Regions from separate parts of the Mus musculus genome. Here all the other regions are linked to region 2. A link is a loop called in an ENCODE intact Hi-C map of the cell type or tissue named here. Cell type or tissue: gastrocnemius. All regions are shown on one strand. Links, peaks and the distances in the headings refer to the core of each region. The heading gives the core; the rest is flanking DNA. Region 1 overlaps Pdcd1lg2 (programmed cell death 1 ligand 2). Region 2 overlaps A930007I19Rik (RIKEN cDNA A930007I19 gene). Region 3 has its middle 6.7 kb from the start of 4430402I18Rik. Region 4 overlaps Ric1 (RAB6A GEF complex partner 1).

Evidence for each region. Hi-C counts contacts between places; a loop is a spot of excess contacts. Peaks named below come from ENCODE experiments on the same cell type or tissue, not always from the same donor. Only the 100,000 strongest peaks of a DNase experiment are listed, where the experiment ranks them.
Region 1: it touches region 2 in a loop (9-fold over the local background); 13 of 42 quality-filtered maps call a loop at or near these places.
Region 3: it touches region 2 in a loop (2.5-fold over the local background); 9 of 42 quality-filtered maps call a loop at or near these places.
Region 4: it touches region 2 in a loop (2.7-fold over the local background); 7 of 42 quality-filtered maps call a loop at or near these places.

The regions. Positions count from the first base shown.
Region 1 is chr19:29,441,654-29,446,653 of GRCm38, forward strand. Pdcd1lg2 (programmed cell death 1 ligand 2) reads left to right here. Exons shown (of 6, transcript NM_021396.2): 4 at 4,266-4,535. Among named protein-coding and RNA genes, the nearest start is that of Pdcd1lg2, 33 kb to the left of the region's middle. In gastrocnemius, for the core only: a CTCF peak has its summit at 2,912 (motif pointing right); no DNase peak of the experiment used is centred there.
Region 2 is chr19:29,497,605-29,506,070 of GRCm38, forward strand. A930007I19Rik (RIKEN cDNA A930007I19 gene) reads right to left here. Exons shown (of 4, transcript NR_015567.3): 4 at 6,059-7,974. Among named protein-coding and RNA genes, the nearest start is that of A930007I19Rik, 20 kb to the right of the region's middle. In gastrocnemius, for the core only: CTCF peaks have their summits at 3,691 (motif pointing left) and 4,135 (motif pointing left); DNase peaks (open chromatin) are centred at 3,709, 4,103 and 4,623; H3K4me3 peaks cover 695 bases; H3K27ac peaks cover 1,507 bases.
Region 3 is chr19:28,970,328-28,978,793 of GRCm38, forward strand. It overlaps the pseudogene Gm3621 and the pseudogene Gm4844. Among named protein-coding and RNA genes, the nearest start is that of 4430402I18Rik, 6.7 kb to the left of the region's middle. In gastrocnemius, for the core only: no CTCF peak of the experiment used is centred there; DNase peaks (open chromatin) are centred at 4,284, 4,954 and 5,181; H3K4me3 peaks cover 800 bases; H3K27ac peaks cover 397 bases.
Region 4 is chr19:29,558,784-29,567,249 of GRCm38, forward strand. Ric1 (RAB6A GEF complex partner 1) reads left to right here. Exons shown (of 26, transcript NM_001081319.1): 4 at 3,202-3,309; 5 at 8,437-8,466. Among named protein-coding and RNA genes, the nearest start is that of Ric1, 41 kb to the left of the region's middle. In gastrocnemius, for the core only: CTCF peaks have their summits at 4,014 and 4,913 (motif pointing left); a DNase peak (open chromatin) is centred at 4,903; H3K27ac peaks cover 741 bases.

The DNA of each region.
Region 1 (5,000 bases), core at 1-5,000, 58 kb before region 2:
CTCCTGAGGTTGCCTGTTTCCATTCTTTGTGCTGGCCTTCAGGGCTTCAGTCCTATTCCCCCCTGCCCCGATCATATTCCTCTCTTCCCCTCCCTGTCACCTTTCCCACCCAGATCCCATCCCCACCCCCAATTGCTTTCTTCTCTTTCCCAAGTGGGATTGAGGTATCCATGGAAACTGAACAGCTCTCTATTCAATAACTTGGTCAGGGAAGAAATAAAGAAAGAAATTAAAGACTCCTGGAATTCAATGAAAATGAGGACACAGCATACAAATTTATGGGACAATGAAAGCAATGCTAAGAGGAAAATTCATAGCACTAAGTGCCCTGATAAAGAAATTGGAGAGCTCCTACACTAGCAACTTAACAGCACACCTGAGAGCTCTAGAACAAAAAGAGAAAAAACACACTGAAGAGGGGTAGAAGGCAGGAAATAGTTAAACTCAGGACAGAAATCAACCAACTAGAAACAAAGAGAATTATACAAAGAATCAACAAAACTAAAAGCTGGTTCTTTGAGGGGATCAACAAGATAAACCCCTAGCCAAACTAAATAAAGGTCCCAGAGACAGTATGCAAATTAACAAAACCAGAAATGAAAAGTGAGACGTAAAAACAGAAACTGAGGACATTAAGAAACATCAGATCCCACTACAAAAACCTATACTCAACAAAACTGGGAAATCTAGATGAAATGCATTGTTTTCCAAACAGATACCACATACCAAAGTTAAATCGAGAGCAGGTGAACTATCTAAACAGGCCCATATCTCCTAAGGAAATAGAAGGAATTAAAAACCTACCAACCAACCAATCAAAAAAAAAAAAAAACCCAAAAAACAAAACAAACAAACAAACAAACAAAAAAACAGCCCAGGGCCAGATGGCTTTAGTGTAGAATTCCATCAGACCTTCCTTCAAAGAAATCTTGAACTTTTAAAAGTACTTCCACCTCTGAAACTCATTTGCTCATCTTTTCACAAGAATATTACCCCAGTCCAACTTCCTCATTTTATATTGTTGGGGATAATATCTCTCCAACTACTTTCCAATGAAAAATGGACTGTGAAGGCATTTCTGATAATGTAACTGTGTAGGGTGGGGGTTTCCATCTCTTCCTGAAACCATGATGGTTCCTTTAGCTAACTATCTATCCTTTCCGATGATGTGTCCTTTCATTTACACCCCACAAGGCAAAGTCTCAGCCAAGCACCTGGCTCCTCGTCCTTCCCCTTCTGAATCACCTTTCTTTGCTCAGCCAAGATCAGTTTCTTGTTTGAAGCCCTCCCATGGAAGTTGCCTGGATCGCCCCTACAGCAAACTACTCCAAAAATTCGTTTTCCATATTTACCCCCCAAAGTCACAAAAGTAGACATAAGATACAGTATGATATAGTGAAATATTTCTAAGAAGATGCTGAACCCAGAGAAAATGTATGGCTAATCTAGAGGTGAAATGAGTACTTGACATTTTTACTTCAGATACTGTTTGATTGGCAGAGACAGCCCAAAACTTAGTTCCAAGGGATTGGGAGGACTAGACCAAATCATTTAGTAGACAGTTTCAGAGTCCAAGTCTCTTTGAATTCTGGGGATTGCTAGATTGATAAAGAGAAGGCAATCTTTCTGTTTGTGTTATTTCTTGGCCCATTGTGGTATTTTTAATACAAAGTGCTATGATAAAATGCAGAAGTTCACATCTCTCCATCTCAAGGATTCTACTGTTTCCTTGTTTACAAGCTACGAATCCAAAATTTACCAACCTCATACAGTTCTTGTATACTTTAAATAAGATAATGGTCGGGTTACCAGGCTAGGGCCACATTTTATGGCCACTTAACCCCTCCTCTTCTCAAAGTTTTAAAAAGTGTGAGCAGCATACAAGAATGCAAAGCCATATTGGAAGTGAACATCATGTGACAGGTGAATGGTGGCCTGGCCACATGATTTTCCCCTCGCCTCCCTATTTGGAGCATCTCTGGGTGACTTACATGGGAGAGCATGAATAAGAGCAAAGACCCTCTTCTTCCCTGCCCTCTCCTCTTAATCTAGAAGCACAGATTTTCACTAGACCCTGTTCTAGTTTTATTTCTGAGGCTTGGATAAAATACCTTGAGGAAATACAACTTATTCTTGAAGGGATTGTTTGGCTTAGAGTTCCACCTTGTATTCTTTTTGAGGGAAAATCAAGGCAGGAGCTCAGATCACACCCAGAGTCAGGAGCAATGACAAATGAATGCATGCACATTTGCTTGCTTGTGTTCAGCTTGGTTTCCCTACTTTTATGTAGTTCAGGACCACATGCCTAGGAAACTGCACCACCCACAGTGGGCTGGGTCTTCCCATATCAACTTAATTAAGACAATACCCCATAGAGATGCCCACCAACCAACTCAATGTGGACAGCCCCTCATTAAGGTGCTTGCCTCAGATGATTCTAGATTGTATCCAATTGACAATTAAAGTTTACCATTACAGACCCTAATCCATTCATAAAAGATAAGAACATCTTTCTTATGCCTGGGGATATAGTACAGCAGAAGAGCACTTGCCTAACATGTACAGTGCCCTGGGATTAATCCCTGGTGATGGAATTAATCTCTGGGGAAACCCTGATTCTCTGTGTCTCTGAATATAACTAGTCAAATTAATAAGTTATTACATGGAAGCAGAACAGAGAAAGACAGAGAGGCAAATCACATGGGAAAGGCTCTGAGCATGTCTTCCTCCTCACTGTTCTACATTAGGTAAAAAGGTCATGCCGCAAAGCTTACAGTTAAGATTCTGTGAGTGCTATAGGTATTTAAGGCATTAAATACATAGGTATTTAAGGTTTTTCACATAACTGTTATCCACCTGGGTAAAGTCATGCAGGGTCTATAATCCCAGCACTTAGGATACGGACACCAGAGGGCAGCAAATGTAAATTCATCCTGGAATACGTAATGAGGTCAAGGCTAGCCTAGGCTACATTGAGAGAGCCTGTCTCAAAAACAAAATCTAAAAAATATAGTTGCTATTAGTTTAATATGAAATGGTCTTTCCAATGAGTGTTATGTTCTTATATATTCCAGCAGTTTAAGAAACTACCTTATCACACCTGTTATGATTGCCTTTCACCACTGTGATACTGCACTTGACATAAGTAAGTCAGGGGAGGGAGAATTTATTTTAGCTCACAGTTTCAGAGGATCCAGTCCATCATGATCAGAGGGATACAGCAAAAGAGAACTCCCATCATGGCTTGTTTTCTCTTTAGCTTGTTTGGGTTCCCAGCCTGTGGGATGGTGCTGTCTATGTTCAAGGCAGACTTCCCACCCACTAGATAACTGAGCTTCTTGTCCAATCAAATTGACAAGATTAACCATCTCAACAACTGTGGTTTTAACTTCAAGATTGCTTTTACTTCAATGCCTGTACTACTTATTTAAGGAAATATTTCCCAGTTAATGAAAGGCAGGACTCGCTCCCCCTTCCATCATCAAAACCCCATAGTTGATTGTCAACACTTCCAGCTATATACATGTGTAGCGGTATTCGTTAATTTTTAGGTGTGGCCTAAGACTGTTGGACAGTCTTTGTGCCTTCCTGACTCTCCAAATATCTCCTTTTGGGTTTAGATTTCCGTGTTCTAGAAAGTAGAAAATCACACATGAATAGTTCATTTAGTGTGCAGTCACAGAACATATCTGTACTGAGAAATAAGAAACACACCCAGCTCTTTTTTTTTTTACAGCTCATACATGAGTCCTTATTTTCCTCCTCCTAATCACAAAGATAATGGAGGGAAAGGAAGAACTTTTGAGTAAACTTTCTACTGATGCTGTCTGAAAAGTGATCTATTGGGGTAATCTAGCCCTAACCATTCCCTCAGCTTTCACCATCCTTCAATTATGAGACTGTTTAGAATACAAGAGACCACAGAATATGGCATCCTAGCACAGTGCTAGGATGTAAATTTGTAGCCTTCCTACTTTCAAACATTGGGTCTATCCATCTTTTTTCTTCTGACTTTGGATACCACTGTCAACCTGTCTTCAGTCAACCTCAACAAAAATTATGTGTATCAAACAAAACATCTTTGTTGTACTGTATGAATAAAAACTATTCAAACTATACAAGCTAATGAACCTGAGACATAGGAAATATTTTTGAGTTTAGAAAAATGTATCACCTAAGATCAATAGTAATCACGTGTTTCTTCTTCCATTGAGTACAACTGTACAGCAATCCAAAACAACATTTCTTTTTCTTCTGTTGTCCAGCTTCTTACATGAGGATAGACACTAGGATCCTGGAGGTTCCAGGTACAGGGGAGGTGCAGCTTACCTGCCAGGCTAGAGGTTATCCCCTAGCAGAAGTGTCCTGGCAAAATGTCAGTGTTCCTGCCAACACCAGCCACATCAGGACCCCCGAAGGCCTCTACCAGGTCACCAGTGTTCTGCGCCTCAAGCCTCAGCCTAGCAGAAACTTCAGCTGCATGTTCTGGAATGCTCACATGAAGGAGCTGACTTCAGCCATCATTGACCCTCTGAGTAAGTGTGGCCCCCATTTCCTAGTCCTATCAATTAGAGTTCAGACGGGAAAAATCTTAAGTGTAACTTGTATTCACAAGAGATAATTGTCATTCAGAAGCTTACTTCTGAATAAGCTTTCTAGATCATTTTGAACTCTGGCTGACTGGTTCAATTCAGCTCTTCTGGATCAAAATTCCTCTCCCAGCTGACTGGTTCAACCTGAGTTCTCTTGGCTTCTGACTGAATTGCCCACTTGGCCTCAAACTAACCGGCAATATGTTTAATCTTCTGTTTCCTTCTCAGTCTCTGGATCGTTCTGTCTTCACCTGTCTCTGTAAAACTGCCTCCTCTCTCTCCTCTCTCTGTGTCTCTCTGTTGCTGTCATCTCTGTCTCTGTCTGTCTCTCTCTCCCTCCACTGTTCTCTCTTAAGCCACCTCTCTTCCCTGTCCTCATGAGAGTTGGGCATATCCTATCTCTGACTC
Region 2 (8,466 bases), core at 1,632-6,631:
CCTCCTCCTCTTCTTAATGTTCCTCTCTACTTTCATGAGCTTTCTCCCAACACACATATACAAATACACAAAAAAAATTAAAAGCTAGGGCCTGGAGAGATGGCTCTGTGGTTAGGAGCAGTGGCTGCTCTTTGAGAGGACTTGGGTTCAATTTCCAGCTTCCGTATAGTAGCTTACAGTTGTCTGTAATTCTAGTCCCAGGAGCTCTGACCCTCTCTGCTGGCCTCTTCTCACACTAGGCTCACACACGGTACATAAACATATGTCCAGACAAAACACTCATGCACATAAAATAAAATTTTATTTTATGTGCATTTTTTCCTGAAAGTGTTATGATTTCATAAATAAATAAAATCCTGTTGTATACATCTGTCACAGCAGGATAGTTCTCCTTATCCACTCATCTGACTGGTTCTGTTTCTCAGCTACTGTAAGCAGTGCGATAAGAAGCATAGACATGCAAGCTCTAGGAAGTGCTGTCTTGGAGTCCTTCCGGTGTACACGGAGAAACAGCACACCCAGTCACTGTGGTTCCGTTTTAATTTCCCATCCGACGTGTATAAGGCTCCTCTTTCCCTACACCCTCGCTCCATTTGTTGTCATTGGCTTCCTTGGTATTAGCCATCCCAGAATGTCATCTAACAAGCAATTCTGATTCATTATTTATAAAGATGTGGCTGGAAATTATTTGTCAAACCAGGTCAGACCTTGCTCTGAGGTCCAGGACCTCAGAAGACAGCAGAAGGTCTTCTTTTGAATGACCACATAGCAACAGGTAGCCAAATTTCTTACTGTATGTCATGAAACTGCTTCAGAGCTCAGTTTTAAAACTTTAATTAAACACCAAAAACGCTAACATACGGCTTGTGTGTAAGAACGGCAGCAGCCATAAAAAAACAGTCTTAAGTTCTCACCGTGTATCAGGCACGAGTCTACATATGGATTTTTTTTCTCCATAACAATCCTCCTCCTGTTTGTCATATACCACTGTTGTCCTCATTTTTAAATGCATTTTTATTATTTTTACTTCAGGTGATCCTGAAGGCAGGAGGGGGCTGCTAGTGTTCCTGAACTAGAATCAGAGGCAGTTGTGAGTTGATCAGCATGGACACTGGCAGTCGATCTGGACCCCCACCAAGAACAGTGTGCTCCTAACTGTGGAGCCATTGCTCCAGCCCCTTTGTTTCCATTTAATGTTCGAGGCACAGAGAATCACGTGCTCAGAGTCACAGCTAACTAGTAGGCCTGGCACACCATATCCAGATTCCACACACATTTGATTTCTTGTCTGGCAATTGATTTCCCCAGTTGGAAAAATCATATCTCTAGCTACTCTCCTTCAATATATCTGCTTGAGTAATTGAGTGTTAAATTCAATAGTGTTTTTTCAGACAGCTCCCTTTTCCAAAGTCCATGGAGAAGCTGGCTATCAGCCCATGAAGCCTTGTGCACTTCCGACATGAAGGAACCAGATGAGACCAGCTCTTGTGTATTGGCAGGGAGAAGGGGGTCTTTCCATTCACTTAGCATGAAGCATCTTGAGGCTGTGGCCTTCCCTGTCCCCCCAGCCTCCACAGCAGCCAGCCTCTATCGAGGAGGTCTGAGTATCAAGTTCACACGATCAGCCTCAAAGACATGTCATGTGCTCCTGATGCAGGAAGATCTGGCCTCAGCCTTGCTGAAACTCACATGCTTCATGGGTAGGCATTTAAGGAAACAACTGACCATAAATCTTAAGAAAGAACATGCGTGCGGATGCAGATAAACTATCAGTTTCCTTTCCTTTTGCTGAAAGTGTGAGCAATATTATAAAAACGAAAAAAGAAGGCTTCAAGTCATTCTATTGATAATCCTGTCCTGTGGATGAGAAAACACCGAACCTTGGGATAGTATAGCTGTGGCAGAAATCTAAACCCACCCCCCACAAAGCAAGAAAACCACTTTGAAATACCATGCTCATGATGCGCAACTAATCTGTGACTTGAAAAAAAATAGTTTTAGCTCATTTTCTTGGAAGAACAAAGAGGGAGATAGAGAAAGAGAGAAGAAGGATGAGGATGAGAAGAAGAGGAAGAGGAAGAAAAGGAAGAGAAGGGAAAGAAAACAAAACAAACAAACAAAGAAGTTTGTGTGGTAGAAATGGCTCCTAGGATAAGACACATGGCTCAGAGTGAACATTTTCATTTACTTAAAGTTTAATTACTCACCCACTCCATAATTCTAGGGCATCAGGCTCACACAGTAGCTTAAAAACGGAGGCATGTCTGGTCTTTGGCCTCTTCGCTGCTGTGCTGCTATCTGCTTGTCCTTCGATGTCTGATGGGACCCTTTTATCTTGGCAGAATTCTGAGACACTCTCAGGAGAGTCCTTCTTTTGTTCGCAGGCCTACATAAGGAATCTTGCTGCTGTGTTTGGGTCCACAGCACTCAGGGCCAGGCCCCCACAGGCTCTGTTCTCCTCCTGGAGGTCTCAACCTGTGTATGGAACTGTGACAAGTGAGACCAGTTCTCCGACTCTTACAGAATCCATTTCAAATCCGCTGCCCCTACCCTGACTTGCTCTGCACAGAATGCTTGCCTGCTCTTTCTCTTCTCAGGGACAGGCCACCTTTCTCCTCTTCCCCTCCAAAACCCCAGTCTTCCACTCTCTGTCCTTGCTTGCTTTTTCTGTCGCTGCGATAAATCAATCTAATCAATATTACTAAAGCAATTTGGAGAAAAGGCTGAGGCAGAAAGATCACCTGGGTTCATAGGTTCAAGACTAAACTGGACAACAGAGCCAGAACCTTTTTTTTTTTTAAAAGAGGAAAAGAAAGCTGGAGGAGAAGAAGAATGGGGGAGGGAGGAATGGTGGAAATAGACAGTATATGTTGTGGGGTAATATCCTGTAGAATATAGGTCACGGGTGTCAGCCTCCTACTTCTAATGATTGTGACATGGGCTTTGCCAAGAAGAAACCTGAGGCAATTTACTCAATCTGATATATTTCCTCAGACCAATAAAGGTCAGAGGACAAATGGCCTTTATACAATGTTATTCCTTATGACAACACTTATAATAGAAGCCACCTGAAAATAATCTACACTTCTACTGATAAGTAGCTGGTTAAAAGGTAATTGTATTCTTCTTAAGTCGAATACAATTCAGCCATAAATTGGCATAAGGAAGATCTCTGTGAACTGCTGTAGAGAGATCTTTAGGGTATTTTATGTGGAAATAAAATCATGGTGCAGGACTCAAGTATGCCATAGTTTGAGTAAATCGTTGAAAGGAGCATGTCTTTATCTATACGGTTGCATGTTTATAAGTATGGGAACCCAAAAGAGTCGGTTACTTAGAGAGAAGAACTGGGTGGATGTGGAACAGGGAAGTGAGAAAGGAGACAGAACCCCGGAGCATCCCGGCAGGAGATCCATGCCATATTCAAGAGGCATAACCACAGGATTCTTTCCAAGGGTGTGGACAGGGCTAAGAGCAAAAGACAGGGACATAGCGAGCAAGCTTCGGAGGAGAAGCGCTGCGGTCCGAGGTCCTGAGGAACAAGGGAGGCAGGGGAGGGAATTAGCGAACCGGCACTCAAAGAAAGCTTTTGTTGGTGAGAAAGAACAAGAAACCCAGCCACTGTGGCCTCACTCCTCCAGCTGAGAAGATAGTGGGCTAGAGGGTCCCACTCAACCCTCTCCTGACTGTGAATCGCTTATTAGTGCCTCCTAGTGGGCAAATTGCTGATGTCGCCGAACAGAAAGGGTTGTCTCAGCCTCCTTTCCGCTAAGCCCCTGGAGCTGACCCTGCAGCTGCAGCACTGTTCTGGAGGGCATACAGGGAACAGTCGCCATTGCTTTCTCTGTAGCTCTGAGGAGTTTCTCTGAGTTTAACCACACAAATATGAAACATATGAAAAGGAGACAACTTTCGTCCACACACAGTAATAGTAATAACAATAATGATAATCATTAAATATTAACAATTAATAATAACTAATATAATAATAAAATTTAAAACCCTCCAAATGAAGGGTTGGAGAAATAAGTTTCCAAGACCTTTCTCCCAGTCTAACTTGTCTCTGAAGCTCGTTTCACCAAGTCTCAGTCCACGGCGCCACCTAGCGTCCAGGAGGAGCTTCACATGCTAGCCCTACTGCCTCCAAGCCTCCTGGCAGGTAAGCGGTTTTCACTGTCAATCAGACTCAATTGGGAATGATCTTCCATAAAAGGGGGATATATTTTGAAACTTAAAATATTTGGAGTTTTTTTTTCTTTTAGAACAATAGTGGGAAATTATCTACATTCATTTTTAGATTGATTCATTATTATGATTTTTCTGGGAGAATATCTTTCAAACTGCTTCTAAGGTAAATACCGCCTGTGACACCCCCCACCCCTACCCCACTAAAGATTCTGTGAGCGGCTTCTGAGTTTGTCCCTCCCCACTTACGTGTTCTTAATACAGAGCATCTCAATCCTGGCTGCAAAACACTCACGCGGACAAGCTTCTGCCAGAGATGTCGTTCTCACTGATTTGTGGAGGGGCTGTTTAAAGCATTAATGGGCACAGCGACCAGGAGCCCTTGCTTGTGCTACTGAGGGCCCTGAGGTGAGGTACGCACCTGCGACTAGGAGGTGCAACTAGGCCCGTGTAAAGGATGTTCGAGCTCCGTGTTCCTGCTCCTGATTGCACACTTTGCACCCTGCCTCCTCTTCTGCCATCACAGGTCTACCCATATTCCAGGGCCTGACTCAGAGTTATCTCCTCTAAGACTTGCTCCATTCTCATTCCCAACGTTAGAGTCTCTGATAACTTTAACAATGACTTCTATAATTCTTTTTTTATAATAGAAAAAAAAAATTTTTTTTTTGTTTTTACATAGGGGCTCACTATGTAGCCCAAGCTAGCCTGAAAGTCATTCTTGCCTCAGATATCTTGAGTTCTGGGATTACAGAACCATTATCATAATGGTAATAATTACCATATAATATCATATAATATTAATGCTTATAATATATTATCTAGAATATATTATGCCAAGTTTAAACTATTCATTTTAACCTACCAATTTTTAGCAGTTAAAAGTATAATATTTATGTGAGATATAAATTAAACTCTTCAAAATAGGAAGTGTGACCAACATAAGGAAACAGCTTGAAAAATGGGGGGAAATCTTTGCCAGCTATAAATGTAAATCTAGAATACACAAAAACAGCAAAAATTAAACACCTCATAAGACTAATTGCAAATTAGTAAATGGGCTGATGAACTGAACAAGCAGTTCATGGAAAAAGGAAAATAGCCAAAAGATATTTTATTAATATATCGAGCTATATATTACAGAGATATAGAAATAAAAACAATATGGTACTGGCACAAAAACAGACATGTAGACTAATGGGGGGGAAAAAGACCCAAATACAATACAAACGCACATAATAACAGCCATCTCATATTCGGCCAAGATGCCAAAAATGCACACTGGAGAAAAAAAACAGCTCATTCAACAAAAAGTGTGGGAAGAACTGGATGTCCACACGTAGAAGAATGAAATTCGAGCCGTATTTATAAACCTGCACCAAAGGCAGGCTGCAACTCTAAATGGATTGAAGATCTTATTGTGGAGCCTGGAATGCCGAAACTGTTCAAAGAAAACATGGGCAGTGGCACCGCAGGCACAAGAAATGACTTTTGTTTTGTTTCCTTTGTTTTGTTTTGTTTTTCAAAAAACAGGGTTTCTCTGTGTAGCCTTGGCTATCCTGGAACTTCCTCTGTAGACCAGGTGGGCTTCAAACTCATAGAGATCCACCTGCCTCTGCCTCCCAACTGCTGTGTTTAAAGGTGTGTGCCACCATCACCTGGCTAAGAAATGACTTTCTGAATTCAACTCCGTTTGCACAGAATTTAAGGCCAACAATTGACAAACAGAACCTCGTAAAACTAAAGAGCTTCAGTGCATCAAAGGAAATAATCAACCAAGTAAAAAGAAAGACCATGCCCCCAAAAGGATTAGTATTAATGTCTAGAATATACAAAGAACAAAAAACAAAAACAAACAAAAAACCCTGAACATCGAAGAACAAAGAACCCAAGTTTTAAAATGGGCTACGGAGCTGAACAGTACATTCTCAAAACACAAGTGGCCACAAAACATTTGAAAACATGTTCAACATCCTTAGCTATCAGGGAAGTGCAGATTTAAGCTACTTTGAGATTCCATTTTACCCCAGTCCGTGACTATGATTAGGAAAACAAATGACAACAAACGCCGGTGTCGATGTGGAGGACTGGGGACAGTCGTGTGCTGTTGGTGGGCGGGTAAACGGTGCAGTCACTTTAGAACTTGGGCTGAAAGTTCCTCTAAAGACTTTAAGTAGAATGACCACATGACCCTGCAATGTCCCTTTTGGGCACATATCCAAAGGACTTGACATCCTCTCAGAGACACTCTTACATCCATGTTCACTAGTGCTCTGTTCATGGTGATGAAGACCTAGGATCAAGCAGACATTCGCCAGCTGATGAAGGGATACGGAAAGAGTAGCACATTTATACTAGGGAATACTCAGCTGCAAAGATGTGCAGAGCTTTGGGGGGCCGCTTGGCAGGAATTTGACACTGGACCATAACAAGGAAGGGAGCTCAGGCAGGAATCTGATTTGAAGGTAGAACAAAGAAGTAGGCTTCAGGCAAGAATATGACTTTGGTCTAAAACAGGGAAGTAGGCTCAGATACCTTGGTCATCCTGATAAGCCCCTAGAAACAGTGACCAAGGGAGTAATCACAGGACTTCATTTATTGCCTTACTTGTTCCTTGACTATTTGTGTTTATTGTCTTGCTTGTTCCTCAATCTAGAACTGACCTTATTATTCGCATGTAATTAAAATGATATAAAAGCAGAGTAGGAAAGAATAAACCCACCTCAGTCTCAGGACTGGCTGGGGTCATGCTACAGTGTTGTCTAATTGTCTTTTTTTTTCTCTCTCTCTCTTTTTAATCCTCACTCCTGCCCTGGAGCACCTGTTGACTGCCTAAGCTGACTTGGTCAAAAGAAAAATGTCATGAAAATTTCAGCTAAATGGATGGAACCAGGAAATATATATTTACTAAATGAGGTCACCCAGGCCCAGAAAGACAAATGCTGCCTTTCTGTCCCACAAGAGGATCCTGCCTTCAAATACTTTGTCTTGGGTGTTTAACTTGAAGAACAAACAGATCTAGAAAACTAGAAATGGGCCACTGAGGCTGGGCATTAAGGGAGGGAAGACAATAAAATACAGTTACGATATAAGCAGAGAGGGAGGCCAGACCAACCGAAGGTTAAGCATGGGGAAGTGTAAGCAAGAGAAGGGTTAACGGAAATGAAGGGCGTCTGGAAAAGGTCCATGGAAACCTATGATCTTCAAGTCCCATTAAAAAATATAATTAGAGGGGACAGTAGAACACATGCGACACAAAAGAACAGGGAGGGAATACTGGGGGTTGAAGGGTTAAGTGTAGATGGAGGCAGTGGGGTGGGAAGGAGGGGGTGGGTACGATGTGAGCTAACCAAGACTTAGGACATATGAAAACGATTTATGGAAAACCACAAGTACGTATGCTAATTTAACTTGTTTTTGTTTTTGTTTTTCAAAGAAACAGTCTAAACAGAGGTGCTCTGCATTAGTGGAGGAAGCTGCTCCCAACAGACATAGGTTATTAAATAAAAGTCTCAGTGCCAAGTATGAATAAGGTAGCAATCAGGAAGCCCTAAAATAACACGAGCGCTTGCCATTGTTCTGGGTGAGCCAGCAGAACTAGATGGTCAGATCATATTGGTGAGAAGACTCCACATACTTTGTTTGCAGGACATAAAGAAATTAACGGTGCCTTGACTAGGAGACTAGGAGACTGTCTATCCACTGGCTAGCTTCTCATCATGATGGGAGGAGCTGTAGAGGCTGCTGGGGTCTTTCCCTCCACTGGATCCCGCATGCTGCAATACTAACCTGCCAGATCAGACAGGCAAAATTAATCAGACTTTTACGGGAGGGTAGGGTTTTGAATACGAAATATCCTATATAAAGCACAGGCATTTAAACTCTTCATTGCCCACTTGAGAGTGCTCTCTGGGAAGACTTAGGAGGTGTGGCCTGCTGGAAGAAGTATGTCACTGGGGGCAGGCTTTGGGAGGGTTTGACTTGGTTCCACTTCCGGTTCTCTCTCCGCCCTGCCCCCCAGCTTCCTGCTTAGGCTGCCACGCCCACGTGCTGCCACACCTCCTAACCATGGTGGGCTCTTTTTTCCTCTGGAACCATAAGCCCAAATAAACGCTTCCTTCTGTGCGTTGCCTTGGTCATGTGCTTTATGATAGCAACAGAAAAGTAACTAATACAGTGATAAATTCTAAATTGATTTGAGGCCTCCTTCCCAGGAGGGATTTCATGCCTGGTACCGTGAACCTAATGAAAAGCTCAAGCCCGAGCCTGTAGCTGGGGAGG
Region 3 (8,466 bases), core at 2,099-7,098, 530 kb before region 2:
GTGATCTGAAAGTCAAACAAACACGTCCCTCCCCGTGTTGATTTTGCTCACGCTGTTTTTATTACAACAACAGAAACCTAAAGACAGTATGTCTCTGTGACAATAAACAGATCCTGGGGAATGGCTTTGATTACAAGAGTACTTCTGCAGAGCAACTTGATGGCCTCAGCCTCGGCACTGAAGAAATGACGGGCAGCGCCCATCCCGGTCACATCCTGGCGACAAAATAGAAAACAAAAGCGTTCCCCAAATGGGAATTTCCAAAGAGTAAATTAACCAGGAATAAATGTGACGACCAGACCTTATGATCGAGATGTTCCTTTTAACTTAAAACAATGGATTATTAATCCAGCATCATAAACGCTTTTTCAAATAACAAAAACAGGAGTCATGTGAGGAGAGAAATCATTTTTTAAGGAACAAAAGGAATGGGTATGAGGAACCACAGATAGGTGGGAAATGGAAATAAATACAATGTATGAGAATTCTGTGCCTACTGTAACAAATCTCTGTATTCTCAGGCCCTTAAAAAAAGAGTTATGAGCTGAGCATGGTGGTGCACACCTTTAATCTGAGCACTAGAGAGGCAGAAGGAGGTGGGTCTCTGTGAGTTCCAGGCCAGCCTGGTCTACAAAGTGAGTTCCAGGAAGGCGGCTGGAGGGCTGTGCCCTTGGTATTGTTTGGTTTTCCTGTGCTTCCAGCTTGGGAAGGTTGCTGGTCCTCCTTGGCGCAAAGCTCCCTTCCTCCATCTTCAAAGCTAACAAGACCAAATCAAGTCTCGCTTGTACTGTCATTGTTTTGACTCTGTTCTTCGCTTTTTATGATCTCTAGGATTGGGCTGGAGTGAGGTTTAAAGGCAGTTACTGCTCCCACGGAGGATGCGTGCTTGGTTCCTACCACCTATGCTGAGTGACTCACTGATGCCAGTAAATCAAGCTCACGTGCATACATCCACACACAGACACACATGCATACACATACTTTCAAAATAAGATATATTTTTAAAGGCTTTTATGATCACATTGGGACTATTCAGAGGATCCAAGATAATTCCCCTATTTTAAGGTTGGTTAGTTAACAACCTCATTTTCACTTGAAATTTGAATATCTCCTTTATTATATAAGGTGACCTACTTTCTGTCTTCATGACTAGACTATGGACATCTTTAGGCACTATTATTCTGCTTACAATATACAACTTCCCTAGAAAGTGATTCAATAGTGTTTATCAAAAATTTTAACTTGGCTCACTGTATTTCTGCTGCTAGGAATTTATCCCAAAGATATATTTTCACAAAGAAACCACAAGGATATATGCTGAATCATTAAGATTTAAAAAAAAAAGATTTATTTAAGTTATGTCTATGAGTACACTGTAGCTATCTTCAGACACAACACAAGAGGGAATTGGATCCCATTACAGATGGTTGTGAGCCACCATGTAGTTGCTGGGAATTGAACTTAGGACCTCTGGAAGAGCAGTCAGTACTCTTAACAGCTGAGCCATCTCACTAGCCCCCATTTAAAAAAAATTAAAATCCCACAACTACATGGTAGCTCACAACCATCCGTAATGAGAAAGAAATAAAAAACCAAAAGACTTATGAGCCAAGCAAGTGGGGGGGGGGGGAGGGAGAGCAAGTGGGGCCAAAGCAAGAGGGAGAAGGGGAGGGGGAAAATGGGAACCAACCAAATGTTCATTAGGTAGAGTCATATTCTAGCTGATATTAAACAGCATTTAAAAAAAGAAGAAGCAGAGCTGTTTTAACAGTAAACAGCCTTTAAAAAGAAAATAAATGTGTGGTACAGAAAATATGTCTAATACACTACCATTTCAGAAAGACTGAAAATACAATGAGTATAAATATGTGTAGAGCATTCCTGGGGTGGTGGGAGGGTGGACCTTTGAAAAGTCTCAGATAGAGTAGTTGAAGGGAATCTCGTTTTTCATTTAGTGTTGTTCGATGCTGTCAAATGCTATTTCCCCCCACAACTTCTATTACTGAATCAAAAAGAGAAAAAATTAAAACAATTTTTTTAAAAAATCAGAAAAGAATAGAAAAGAGAAGTCCGAAAACTGGGGAAGGCACGAGCCCTCACTCCTCCAACTGCTGTGGCCTTGCACGCTGCTGAGTGCTCAAAGAGCTAACAAACAGCTCCTGTGTGAAGTATGTGGAGTAGAGAGGCCACCTGGGTCATCGGACAGTGTTAGGAGAGAGGCCTTCTCTGCTCCATCACGTTGATAGCTTCTTAGTAGAACTTGATGTCTCTCTGGAGGCCATAATAATTGATTGAAAGACCCTTGAAGCACTGTTGCAATCCTTTTATGTCTGGACTCTGTGGGCTGATTTGTTAGGCCCCACTGTCTTCCGGGCCAGTGAATTATCCTGTGGTAAGCATAAATAACAGCAGAAAGCTGAATAATAATAATAATAATAATAATAAAAGCTATTATCAGTATTTGTGAGAAATGTCTGCTAGGAAGGAAGGAAGGAAGGAAAGAAGGAAGGAAGGAAGGAAGGAAGGAAGGAAGGAAGGAAGGAAGGAAGAAAATCAAATTAATGAGACAACCTGATAGATAACCAGCAAGCTAGTAAGCAGCACCCTTCTTCCATGGCCTCTGCATCAGCTCTTGCCTCCAGGTTCCTGCCCTGTTTGAGTTTCTTCTCTGAGATCCTTCCATAATGAACAGTGATGTGTAATTGTATACTTTGGGCCTGGAGCAGAGAAAATTTTATGAAGAAAGTGGGTTTCTCGTCATTAAAAATCTGATATCTGCATATGTATCAAAAGATGGCCTAGTCGGCCATCACTGGAAAGAGAGGCCCATTGGACACACAAACTTTATATGCCCCAGTACAAGGGAACACCAGGGCCAAAAAAATGGGAATGGGTGGGTAGGGAAGTGGTGGGGAGGGTATGGGGGACTTTTGGGAGAGCATTGGAAATGTAATTGAGGAAAATATGTAATAAAAAAATATTTTAAAAAATCTGATATCTGATGATATTCAATGTTTTTCAGCTGAGTTTGAAAGAATCTGCAGAAAGGAGGTGAAACCAACAGGGTCATTGTAATGAGAGCTGTAACCATTGCAAAACAGGATTATATGCCAAGCGAGAGAGTGGTTACAAAGATCCAGGATTTCCAAAAAGATGAGGAGCTCTTTAGATACTGAGCCCTCACCCCAGATTCTGAAATATAGGGTGTTTCCTGGAACCAATTTTATGACTCTGCATGGGATGCTGATAAACTTTCAGATTCTGGCTAGTAGACGCCCTGCCCCCCGCCCCTCCCCACCTCCCCGCCTGCATCAGAATCTACACTATTTCCCATTCCTATCCAGGGACCAAATTGTGCTTGGACAGCCACGGTGCACATTAACAGAAACAGTTGTCTGGTTGTGCTCCCAGGCACCCACAAACACACTCTGAAGCTACATGATTACCTCAAGTGGGAGGGAGGAGTTAAAAAATGTACCATGGCATCCAAGACTATGAGCAGAACAACACCCGGGTGTACGCGGCGATGGAGAAGGGCGACGCTGTTTTCTTCTGACCTCTGCTCATTCTTTCCTGCCACTGTCAGTTCTGACTGCAAGCATATCAACCAGGAAGGGCACCAGTCAAGAAAACATCTCCAAGGGAGTTTTCAAGATAACGGAGAAACAGTACGGAGTCGAAGGAACCCTGGACTTTAAGGATACTTGGGTGTTTCGATGCCGACTTGTGGAAGGAGATAGAATAAACCTTTGAAACAGCCCTTCAAGTGTGAGGTTTGGCGGTGAGAGTCTGAGACAGAATAGAATTTTCAAGTGCAGCCTAAGCTACACAGCAAGATGCTATCTCCTCCTCTTTCCCCCATAAACAAAAATGAAAAGAATTGGTTCTTCATTATAATTCTTTTAAAGAGAACATCAAAGCAAGACATCGAAGGATTTTTTTTTTATTGAGATGTAATCTTTATCACCTGTAAAGATCAAGACGCATGAATTTGGGATGCATCAATTTAATTAATGTGGTGTGATTGCTTTAATGGTGTGAAATATTATTTAAAAAAATAACCTGAGGTATAACTAATAAAGGTGACTGAGTATAAAAAAAAAAAAAAGAAGAAAAGAAAAGGGCTAGAGGTTTCTTCAGGATTGAACTGCTGGTTCACTAGTGGTGTCTGCCTTTCTAGAAGACTGCTCTGCAGCTGCTGGGTCTTATTTGGTGTTTGCCACACCCCTGTAGAACTCCAGGTTGGGCAGACTGGTAGGCCAGGTTGATGTTGGTGAAATGCCTCCACACCTGGGCTGTCAAGGTCTCAAACAGGTGCTCTACCTCCTCCCGCAGCTGGACAGACTTGGCCCGCGTAGTCTGAGCGTGTCTGATGTTGTTACTGCTGAACTTGGCCCAGGTTTCAGGAACGGAGACCGTTTCGTCAAAGTTCTCCATGCCACGGAAGAAGTTAATGGATTCAGATGTGTTTTTTAGGTTTAAACATCTCTCCTCAATAGACTGTGCAGAGCTCTTGTCTGCGATGTCTTGCTCTAGGGCATGTTGAACATCTCGATTATCTTGCATCTGGGAATCAATTCGTTTAGCTAATTTTCTCATCTGATCTTGGCAACATTTAAGTAAATCTGCTACCCGGAGAAGGTTTTTCTCCCCGTTGTCATGGACCAGGTTAATCCCGATCCTTTTCTCCTTACTGTACAGATAGTCCAGGGTCACCTGCAGGGGACAGTTCACCTCCTTAGCGGCGCACTCCAAGCGCATCTTGAGGGTTTTCAAGTTGTTGATCTCCGCCATCAGCATGTCCCGCTCATGACACAACCCGGACTTCCAGAAGCGGATGTCGGAGAGCCTCTGGCCCAGGTTCCGGAAGGTTCCCTCTTGCATCTGGCGTGTCAGCTGCTCCTTATCCTGCATGATCCGCAGGGAGTCGTCTGTCAGCCGGCTGGCGCGGAGCCGCGATGCCTCTGCAATACTGATCAGCAGATCATTAGAGCGGTCCCATTCGCGTTGGGTATAACGATTGAAGTGCGGGGAGTGGAGCGAGGGCAGAATTGTGGACAGCCCCTGGTCGCCTGCGCTATCCTCCTGGCTTTTCTGGGTGGTGGCGACCTTGTAGAAGACTCTGGGTCTCCAAGCAGAGCGGCAGCGGGGCAGGTGAAAGGATTGGTAGCACTCCTGTACCTCAGGGTCCTGCCCAGCAGGGGGCGGCCACTGCAAGCCACAGTCTTTCTTGGAGCCACAGTAACTCGCTGTCTGAATGGTTCCAAGAAATTCCATCTTTCCCCATCAGACCCACGCGGGCAAAATTTGCCCAAGAGGTCAGGGCTTCTCAGGAACTAGGAGCCGCGGGGCTTCTGTGACTCAGTGCTGGTGTCATAAAGCGCGGGGAAGGGTCTTTGTGCCAATTCAGCAATCATGAGTTTGTAGAACACTAAATTTGTTTGATTTTTGTGCACAACCCCCGGCCTTTAGAAACAAACAAACAAACCCAAAACTATATCTTATGTCTATCCTTTTCCAACGTCTTTCTTTAAAACTTTAACTTTTCAGCTTTTGCACAGTTTAATATTTCAAGAAGAAATTGTACCTTTCTTTTACTATGAATAAATAAATGAACTCTTCCCTTGCTTTTAACGAACCGTAAACATGACATTTATATGTTAAAAATGACTAAAATTGCATCCTTTGGAAAACTCCCCCTAAAGGATCAGGCTACTACTATCTATATAGACCCACTGAACAACTTTAACTACATCACTATGGTAGTACTACATGCTGACTTGTATTATTCAAAAGATGGATCTGGAGGCATTTAAGACTAAAAAAAAAAGAAATTGACATTAAGTTCAATCAGGATACTGGTGTCACATTGTCTAATATAGTGGCTACATATAACTAAGTTAGCTAAAGCAAGATAAATAAATAAATACATAAAGTCTAGCTCCTCGCTTGCTCTGGTCACATTCCTAGTGCTCAGTAGCTACGCATAGCTAGTGACTATTACACAGACAATGCAGAGATTGTTCCCGTCATCAGAGAGTGTTTTAGGTTGCAATATTGCTCTAGACTTAACTGCTCTTCAAGCAGTTATGGGAGATAAGTTTTGCTTTGTTTTACAGTGTCAGGGGTAGGACCTAAGTCCTTGTACTCTACCACTGAGCTACACTGCCAGCTGAGAAACACACTAACGGCACCACAAAAAGGCATCCTGTCACACATATGACGTTGAGCTTTCTACATGACAACCAAAAGTTGTCATTGGCAATGTCAATGGCATTGTTAGAACAAAGGAAGTGTTGGCAATAACTGGTACAGATCTTAAAAATACCAATCACCAAATATTATAGGTGAGCTATTTTTACACCTTGATTTTAACAAACCAACTCAGTGTTTGAGAATTACAGGACATTTTTACAATGCTTGGAGATTGACTATATAATAGCCATTGATTAATTTTGGTAGGTATGGAAGCTTTTTTTTGTCTGTGTGGGGTGAACATTAACTTTGTTTAGAGATGCATATTAAGATGTTGCATTACCGTATTATTACTGTGTAAGTATGTGCCTGCCAAAGGCAATCCCAGGAAAGGTTTCTTTTGACTCAGAGTATGAGAGTCAGGCCTATCAGTGGTGGGCAAGATGAGGCAGCAGGTGAGTGACGTCACTGTCCACTTTGCTGTGTCCACAGTCAGGAAGCTAAAAGAGAAAGGCTGCAGCTATAACCCCATTGCTAGCCAGCTTGCCTTGCCCAAATGAAGCTGTAGGTTCCTCCTCAGTGGTCCCTGGGATGGGGCCGCCCACATCTAGTATGGATCAATAAAGGTTGATCATCATATGTGCATAGTGGTAAAATGACATAATGCTTAGATTTTACTTTCAAATATTTCAGGAAGCGAGTGTAGCAAAATCCTCACAATGGCTGAGTTTGGGTGATGGAGTTTAGGAATTTCTGTAGCTCAACATTTGTGTGTTTAAAGTATATACCTTCGCTGGACATGGTGGCGCATGCCTTTAATCCCAGCACTTGGGAGGCAGAAGCAGGCGGATTTCTGAGTTCGAGGCCAGCCTGATCTACAAAGTGAGTTCCAGGACAGCCAAGGCTACGCAGAGAAACCCTGTCTCGAAAAACAAAAAACAAAAAAACAAACAAAAAACAATATATATATATATATATATATATATATATATATATATATATATATATATATATACCTTCCAATCTATAAGATGCTTAAATGGAAACACTACCACATGCTTACATGGGCTTCCTGTCCTACCATAGCTCATAGCTTAAAGGGATTCTTGGTGGAATCAGTCTGAAATCTTTCATATCAATCTCTCACTCATATAAAATGAAATATGGTTATATATTCAATGCAAATGCAGACAATATAATTACCACAGGGTATAATTAATACCTTGCAATTATTTCAGAAGGAAATCCATAGAAAGGGGATACAGCCCTGCACTGTAAGAACTGTGTTCTCAATAAAAATAGATAGCACATTATATTTTATTATTTTTAGCCTTATGAGATATTTGGGTCTATAAACATCACATTTATCTACCCCTCATTGAAGTGTATTCTGAAGGTTGGGGAGACAGTTCAGTCAGTAAGGTGTTTGCCAAACGGCATGAGAATCGGAGTTGAGCCCCAGAACCATAAAGAAGCTGCCACAGTTCGCAGTGGCGTGTGCTTACCAAAGTCCCCACCACTGAAAGGTAAAGACAGGAGTATCCCCGTGGTTCCCTGCCAGCGAGGCTCACTGAGCTGGCAAGCTCCAGACCAATGAGATCTTGTCTCAGAAAGCAAAGTGAAGGCTCTGGAGGTATGATGCCTGAAGAGTACCACATGCATACACATGTGCATACAAACACACACACATGCACAAGCAAAAGGTGAAATTAAGCCTCAATTTTTTTGTTTGTTTGTTTCGAGGCAGGGTTTCTCTGTATAGCCCTGGCTGTCCTGGAACTCACTTTGTAGACCAGGCTGGCCTCGAACTCAGAACTCTGCCTGCCTCTGCCTCCCGAGTGCTGGAATTAAAGGCATGTGCCACCACACCGGGCTAAGCCTCGATTTTTGGCTATCCTGAAAAATATACAATTAACTCTCCTTACTCATATTTCCTTGTGCCCCTAAGAGTGCTCAGGAGAAAGCAGAATCATTAAGTTGTAAATCTTCTTTATTTTTCAGAAACGTTTCTAATGAAAGGGCAAAAGTTAGAAGTTCATCTTAATCTTCAACAAAATGAAGGATGGCAATCAATTACAATGTCAGAGAAGATAATAAATTTACAAAAAAACTAGTGGTCTCAAGCTGGGATATGGTAGCGCACGCTTTTAATCCCCGCACTGAAGAGGCAGAGGCAGGCAGATCTCTGAGTTCGAAGCCAGCCTGGTCTACAGAGTTCCAGGACAGCCAGGGCTACACAGAGAAACCCTCAGAGAAACCCTGACTTGAAAC
Region 4 (8,466 bases), core at 2,038-7,037, 62 kb after region 2:
GGCAGGCATGGATCAGAACAGGAAGGGACTTGTTGGGAAGATGAAGCTTTGCACTGGAAGAGAAGGTGTGCAGCTATAATGCATTGGGGATCAAATCCAAGTTAAATCCAATAGTGAATTCATCCTGCATTAAGGAAAGAAATAAGAAGCACTTCTCCTTGGAGTCATGTAACTAAGAGCAAGTCCAGACTTGCATTTTCTGCGCCATATTTCCTCTGTCTGTCTGTTTTATGAGTCTGAGTCTCTGCCTGAATGCTGTCTTGGGACTCTGTTTTGAACCTGTTTGTCTCTATGTTTCACTCTGTATGTGTCCTAATGTGTACCTGTCTGATGTGTATGAGTGTGTAGTATCTGTCTGTCTGTGAGCAGTGTGACTGTCCATAATAATGGACTTTTCTCTCTGTTTATTGAACAGCATAGAAAATATCACATGGAGAAGGAATGGGATACTTTACAGATATCTTTAACGGAGTTTTAAAAGCATTAGGTCACTGATTTCAACTGACCAGATAGCAAATGTCATTGTTTATCAACCAGTAACCATAAATGGTTGCTTTCAACCTTTATGGTACATTTTAGGAAGTCTTTCAACTTCTGTATCTGCTGCTTTCAGCAAAGATACACCTGCAATATCTAAGTCAAGGGCATGGAACAGTACCTGATGTAAGAATGTAGCTATGCAATAGCTTAAGTTATACAAGTTGAATACATAGGCAATCCAAGACAAGTAAGGATGGTTGTTCAGTTGTTCTCTTAAAGGCAGGTAAAATAAACAGACTCTGAGTAAACAGTAGGCTAGCAGTCTTAACTCTTAGGTGATGTCAAGATATACTATTAACTTGGGCTGTGAGGAGAAATTCTAGTCTTTTAGAATGTTAAGAGATATTCTCAGAATATTATATCACCAGAAGAAAGAACATAGAAAAGGGTAATGTTTAAAAATGACCAAATTTTAATTTATATACACATGAAATTATCAAAAACAAAAGTGTACTCAGACACAGTAACATAAAATTGTAATATATGCATTTTGAGAGGTGGAGACATAATAGCACAGGTTTTAAACTGTCATGGGTTGCATAGTGAGATCACCTCAACTCACTCACTCACTCACTCACTTTCTCTCTCTCTCTCTCACACACACACACACACACACACACACACACACACACTCAGGGGAGGGGCAAAGCTTTTGAGATACAAAGGTAAAAAAAATTACTTTGAGGGCTGGAGAGATGGCTCTGTGGTTAAGAGCACTGACTGTTCTTCCAGAGGTCCTGAGTTCAATTCCCAGCAACCAGATGCTGGCTCACAACCATCTGTGATGGGATCAAATGCCCTTTTCTGGTGTGTCTGAGGACAGCTATAGTACATAAATAAATATTTTTTAAAAACGTTAAAAAAATGCTTTGAGCATGTGTGACATGATTTTTCTTACATACAAGAGAAAACTATAGCATTCGCTCAGGTTCCCACCATGACTGTCTCTGAAGTGCATAGTTTTAAAGTGACCGGCCTCTCAGGAGTCTCCATTTTATTTAACTTGGGGCTTTCTCTAAGGTTAGCTTGTTATCAGAATCTCCAAAGATTACATTCTTTTTTCCTTTTTCCTGAGTCTTCCAGCACTATTTGAAGCTTAAGTACTACTTTTTAAAGTAAAATTAGCTTTAAAAACACTTAGACTTGGCGAATGTCCTCGGACAGTGACCACAGAGTGCATGATTACCACTTTCAATGTGACTCTGGTAAATTAGTCTCTCATTTTCTTTTTAAAGATCGTTGTTACATTAACCTTAATGGTTGAGTATCAACCTGCTTAGCCTGCCAGACATAGAAAGACGCAAATATTCCTGGTTACCACAGCAGCAAGATGACAATACACTACCATCTAGCTTATCTAGGGGGGTGGGGGGAGAAAAAAAAAGAAATCCACAAACAAAAAGAAAGCAAAGCAGGTTTCTGAGCAGCAAAGTAAAGTGATTTCTCACAAACATTAGAAACTTCAAAAGCTATTGTAGTGTTAACAAATTGAATTGCAGGGTGGGAGGTGATTAGAAAGAGAAGTGATGTGATATAAGCAGGACAGTTGTTGTCAAAATTGATAGCTGCCACAAAAGATAGTGTGTTGGTTAGGTTTATGTCAACTTCACACAAGCTAGAGTCGTCTCGGAAGGAGGACTCTCAGTTGAAAGAATGCCTGGGAAGAGTGGCCTTTAGGCAAATCTGTGTAGAGCATTTTCTTGGTTAATGATCGATGTGAAAGAGCCCAGCCTATTGTAGCTGGTACAGAAGAAAGTAGGCTGAGCAAGACATGAGAAAGCCAATATGCACCTTCCTTCATGGCCCCTGCATTAGTTCCTGCTTTCAGGTTCCTGCCCTGGGTTCCTTGCCTGACTTTCTTCAATGATGGCTGTGATGTGGAAGTAGAAGCAAAGTGAACCCTTTCTTCCCCAGGCTGCTTTAGGTCACAGTCTTTCTCATAGCAATAAAACCCTGAGTAGACCCATAACTGTCAAGTCCCTACACAGGCGAAGAGTTGTAGTCTGCTGATAGCATGTGCAGATGAGGAATCCAAGACACTTCTGTAGTCCTCTTAGGAGGTGTGTGCTCAGTTTCCTGACATTGGCCTACCTATTCTTGTGCGGCCACTAATCACCATGGATTTAAATACACACACCATTTGTTATTTAGTGCCAAGTCATTTGTGAAATAACCAAATACATCCCTGAATCTGACGTTAATCCTGAAGAAAAGCCACAGACTAGGAATCAAAGATAAGGTGTGAGGTAAGGTGAAATAAATGAACAGTTTCGACCATATAGTACTGCGTATGGAATGAAACATTGCTTCTGTAATTTCCTAGGTAGGAAAGCACTCTTAGTCATTTTAAACAAAATTGGTTCTCTTGAGAGTTCAACTTAATTCTCCCCTTCCCTCCCCTTTTCTCCCTTCCTCCTTTCCTCCATCTGCTTTTTACTCTCAGCCCCCCAACACAAGTTAAATTACTCAAGCTTCCATATATCTAGTTGGTATATAAATGTATCTACTGTGATAGAATTCAAGTTTGACTTTCATTTTTAAATCTATAAAATGAGCACATAGTCTGTAAATTGGTTATATTTATTTAATTGAATGCCTATTAGGTACAGATTGGGGGAAAAAATAAATATCTTTGTCTTAACCTTGTGCTATTTCTCTTAGAGGAAGTCCACAAATGAAGGGGATACCTCATTTTAAGGAAGAACATTGTGCCCCAGCATTGAATTTAGAAATGAAGAAAATACTGGATTTGCAAGCACCCATTATGAGGTATGGTATGCTGGTTAAGTTTGAGATTTTCTGACCACAAAAGACCATGTAGTTGATTAAATCATATGACAAACAAGAAAATTGTTTGCATTTCAAAATGTATAAATTAACTGTTTGATTGTATGGAATGATAACATACTAAAAGATTCAAATAAAATCATGTATGAGAAGAAAAGAGGGAGCTGTCGCTCTCTGCAGCCTCCATGTGTTTCTTGGAAGTACGAGTACACTTGAAGGAGTGTTAAGCTTTCTGATTGCAGTGTGAGTAGATGTCGTGTGACAAGGCAGTAAGAACTACTAAAGCACAGAACTCTATTCTCAATGTTTTTTTTTTTTTTCAGTTTCACTTTACTATCTTAAGTGCTTCATGGCTGGCCTTTTATTTATTACCGTCCTTCCCTCTGCATACATGATTTTTGTGAACAGTACACAGCTGTGAAAACAAATGAGGCTCAATCTTTAAGAGACTTTCCAGATACACTGTTGGTTAAAGAGCAAGGTGTATACAGTGGTAAGAATGCTTGGTCTTAAATGGTATTAGAAGTTTGTTGTCTAGAAGAGTACATAAGTTAGTGGGACAGGTTTAGGGAAAAGTTTTTTTATTAGGTACCTTTCAGACGTATTAAGCCATGGACCAGGAAGATGTAGGTAAAAGTGCTTGCTTCCAAACCTAATGAGTTACTTCCCCAGTGCCCACGTGGTAGGAATGAAGAATTGATTCCCAAGGTTGGCCTCTGCCCTTCAAACATGCACCGTGGCATGTCCAAGCACCCACACCCCAGATAAATAAATAAAAGTGTAACAATTTTAAAAACAAAAAGACTGAGCATATTACTGTAGTATGGAGCTATTGGACTATATAAAAATGTAATTCCAACATTTTAAAAGACCTCTCTGATTTATAGTTCAAACGAAGGGCATCTTTCACCATTTTGTTGTTGTTGTTAAACCACCACTCACTAGAACAAACAGCAGAGTTGACATTTGAGCCGTGAGCTGTTGTCATTCCCTTGTGTAGTCTGTGCTCTTATCCTTTAGTCTCCGAGTGGAGAAGAAAGTCTTTGTTACTTGCTTAAATGAGATTAAACTGAAACATTTTAGTTTAGTATGTTCACTGTGTTGATCAAAGGTTACTGATCACTTCAGATTTTATTTGCTCATGATAAAAGCCCTTTTTAAAGAATGCAACTTGAAGTAGCTCAGTGTGTAAGAGTGTTTGCCTCATACGCATGATACCCAAGTACAAATACTCTACCCCACATAAAAATATGTGTGGAATCACAGCCAAGCCTGTAACTCTAGTGCTGACGTGGGCAGAAGGATTGCTAGGGACTGCTGGCTGCCAGCCTAGCTCCAGTTCTGTGGAAGACCCTTTCTCAGGGGAGTGAGGTACAGTGTGATAGAGCAGTATACTCCTTGGCCGCCATATGTGTGAACATAGATGTGCATACACCACACACACGCACACGCACACGCACACAAACACACACACACACACACACACTATTAAAGTTAGAAGACTTGATGCAGAAGGAATTTTGAATGTATGTGGGCACCAAACAAGGCAGGACAATACAACTTGGTTTTATGGCTCCACCTGGTGGTAAAGCCATGTAGCACATGGAAACAGGATAGAAAGTCTTTACAAAAAGAATGTCTGGACCGGGAGGGGACTCAATAGTAGAGCATGTTTTCACCATGCTCATGGCCCAGAGTTCTAATTCTGGCACCACCAAAGGGAAGGGAGGAATTGCTTCCAAATTTTATGACATTGCTGGATAGTTTATGTGAACCTGACACAAGCTAAAGTCATCTGAGAAGGGAAAATGCTTCCATAAAAAAGGCTTGTAGACAGTCTATAAAGTGTTTTTCTTAATTAGTGATTGATGGGGTAGGGCCCAGCCTGTGTGAGTAGTGCCACCCTTGGGTTGGTTGTCCTGGGTTCTATAAGAAAGCAGGCTGAACAAGCCATAAGGAGCAAGCCAGTAAGCAGCACCCCTCCATGGCCTCTGCACGAACTCCTGCCTCCAGGTTCCTGCCCTGTTTGAATTCCTATCCTGACTTCTCTGATGATGAACAGTGATTTTGAAGTGTGAGCCAAATAAACCCTTTCCTCCTCAACTTGCTTTTTGGTCATAGTGTTTCATAGAAGCAATAGAAACTCTAACTAAGACAATGGCTTCCACCTGTATAAGAGTAGGGTTCTGCAAGTTTAGATGGTTGGCAATCTCAGTTTTCTCTCAAACATCCAAAGAAAGAATTACATTTTAAACACCATTAGCTGGTCAAATACATACTTCTTGGAAATTCCCTATCCCTATTAACACTTGTAAATAAGAGAGAAGACACTAAAAGACTATACAATCAGCTATTTTCTACTATCACAACCAATGTAATCAATTAAAATTAGGAATAATGGTTATCTTCTTGCATATAGGAGCAAAAGTACTGTCACCTTTTCTTTTTGATCAAATAAAAAGTAAAGATTATTGTTAAGTATCCATCTTTCATTATTACTTGAATATAGAGCATGTTTAAAAGATAAATATTTGTAATTATGAGTTTTAATAATTGGTTAATCAGAAATACTATTCTATTTCAAATTAGATGTGACAGAATGTGATGCATCCATGATATTCCTTATTTACCATATTAATAAAATCCTTTAGAACTCAGTCAGAAACCTAAATTGAAAAATACCCATGTTTGAGAAATGTGAGGCATGGTGGGGCATCATTTTGGGTATATGCCCAAGAGTAGTATAGCTGGGTCTTCAGGTAGATATATTTCCAATTATCTGAGGAACCTCCAGATTGATTTCCAGAGTGAATGTACCAGTTTGCAATCCCACCAGCAATGGAGGAGTGTTCCTCTTTCTCCAAATCCTCACCAACATGTATTGTTACCTGAGTTTTTTATCTTAGCTATTCTGATTGGTGCAAGGTGGAATCTCAGGGTCATTTTGATTTGCATTTCCCTGATGACTAAAGACTTTGAACATTTCTTTAAATGCTTCTCAACATTCAAGATTATGTTGTTATAAATTCTGTTTTGTTCTACACCCCATTTTTTTGATTGGTTTGTTTGGTTTCTTGGAGGTTAGCTTCTTGAGTTCTTTATATATTTTGGATATTAACCCTCTATCGGATGTGAGGTTAGTGAAGATTTTCTTTCCCAATATGTAGGTTGCCAGTTTGTCCTATTGGCCATGTCCTATGCTTTTCAAAAGAAGCTTTCCAGTTTCATGAGGTTCCACTTATCAATTCTTGATCTTAGAGCCTAAGCCATTGGAGTTCTGTTTAGGAAATTTCCCACTGTGCCAGTGTAACTTTTATATGTACTTAAAACTAAGGATGATATTCAGAACATTTTAAAAACCAGTACAGCATGAAAAGACCTAATTTGTTGGGCTTGACATTTATCCTAAAATTAATTGAGAGTGGCAATTGGGTAGCTTGGGACAAAGCCCATTTTTCAACATTTTGAAGAACTATTCATTAACGATGGACACCAGCCATTGTTCAACAAGTTGTTTACTTTTAATTGAGGTAAATAGAGTATCTTATGTAGATTCTCCTGGGGGGGGGGGCGGGAGTGACATCTGTTGCTCTCCATCATATTCCTTTTTTTAAAAAAAGATTTATTTACTTATTTTGTATATGTGTACACTGTAGCTGTCTTCAGACACACCAGAAAAGGGCATCGGATTCATTACAGTTGGTTGTGAGCCACCATGTGGTTCCTGGAAATTGAACTCAGGACTTGTAGAAGAGCAGTCCATGCTCTTAACCATTGAACCATCTCTCTATCGCCCCACCCCACCCCCCTTTTTTAATGGTTTCTCTAGAGGGTTTCTTTGTGTAACCTTGGCTGTTCTAGAACTTACTCTGTAGATCAGCCTGGCCTCAAATTCAGAGAAATTTACCTGCCTCTGCCTCCCAAGTGCTGGGATCGAAGGCATGCATCGCTACTACTTGGCTCCATCACATTATTTTGAGATGGGGTCACTCACTAAACCTGGAGCCCAGTGATTTGTTTAGCCTGGCTGGCTGGCCAGCTGACGTGGGAGCTGTGCCTATGCATGTCCCCAGCACTCCAGTGCTAGATCTCAGATACATGCTACTACACCTAGCCTTTTATGTGGGCACCAGGAACAGAATCTGACCTTTCCCTGGGAAAGAGCATTGCAGGGGGGGGGGGGGGGACAGACTGGCAACTGCACGACCCTGACCTTACTCGGGTTGTTCTTCCAAACCTGGGAGAGGCAGGAATCACCAACTGAGCTGTCTTCTCAGTCTTCATCTAGATTTTTTTTCATTTATATCACAGTTATTTTATCTGCTAATCCAACATTGGGATTGTATAATAGTCTATTTATATTGATGGACTTTTCTTTTTCTTCTGATTCATATTTTTCTGTCTGTATGTCTGGTCAGTTGTTACAGTTTTTTATTATAGAGATTATGAACTCTATTAATTTCCAGGCATATAGTCACTATGTGTGGCTGCTGAAGTTGAAAACTTTTAAGACTGGTAGAGGATGGTTCCATGGCCTCTCTGTGGTTTCAATTTATCATCTTCTGAATCGTTACACCTCTTCTTCCTCTTCCATATCTTCTTCAGTCACACCACACTGACACCCCATTTGTCTTTAATTTGTTGCCTCAATATTTGTACTTTCTAGCCTAGATTAAATTATACTAAAGTTGTAGACAGGTAGTGTTCTGTAAGGATATGATGATTGGCTCTGCTAAAGCATTTTCCTTCTGTCATTTTTGTTGTTTTGTTTTAGAAGACAGAGTCTCATTGTCTGACTCCTGACCAGCCTAGACCAGAGTGTGTACACCAGGCGGACTTGCAGAGTTTTAAGGCCTCCTGCCTTACTGATGCTCAGCCTTGCTTACAGAACTTCTCCCTCTCCTTCTCCCTCTCCCCACCCCCCCAAGCCATGTGTGTGTGTGTGCGTGCACCCACCTGCCTCTGCCTCCTGAGTGCTAGAATTAAAGGTGTGCACCACAATAGCTAGCTTGCAGAAGCAATTTTTGAAAGCCATTATATTTATACTCATTGCTTTCCCAGTATGCTGTCTTGCAAGGTAATTGACTTGAGTTGCTTGCTTCCGTCCAGTTTGCAGTCTGTGCTGGAAGATCTCCTTGT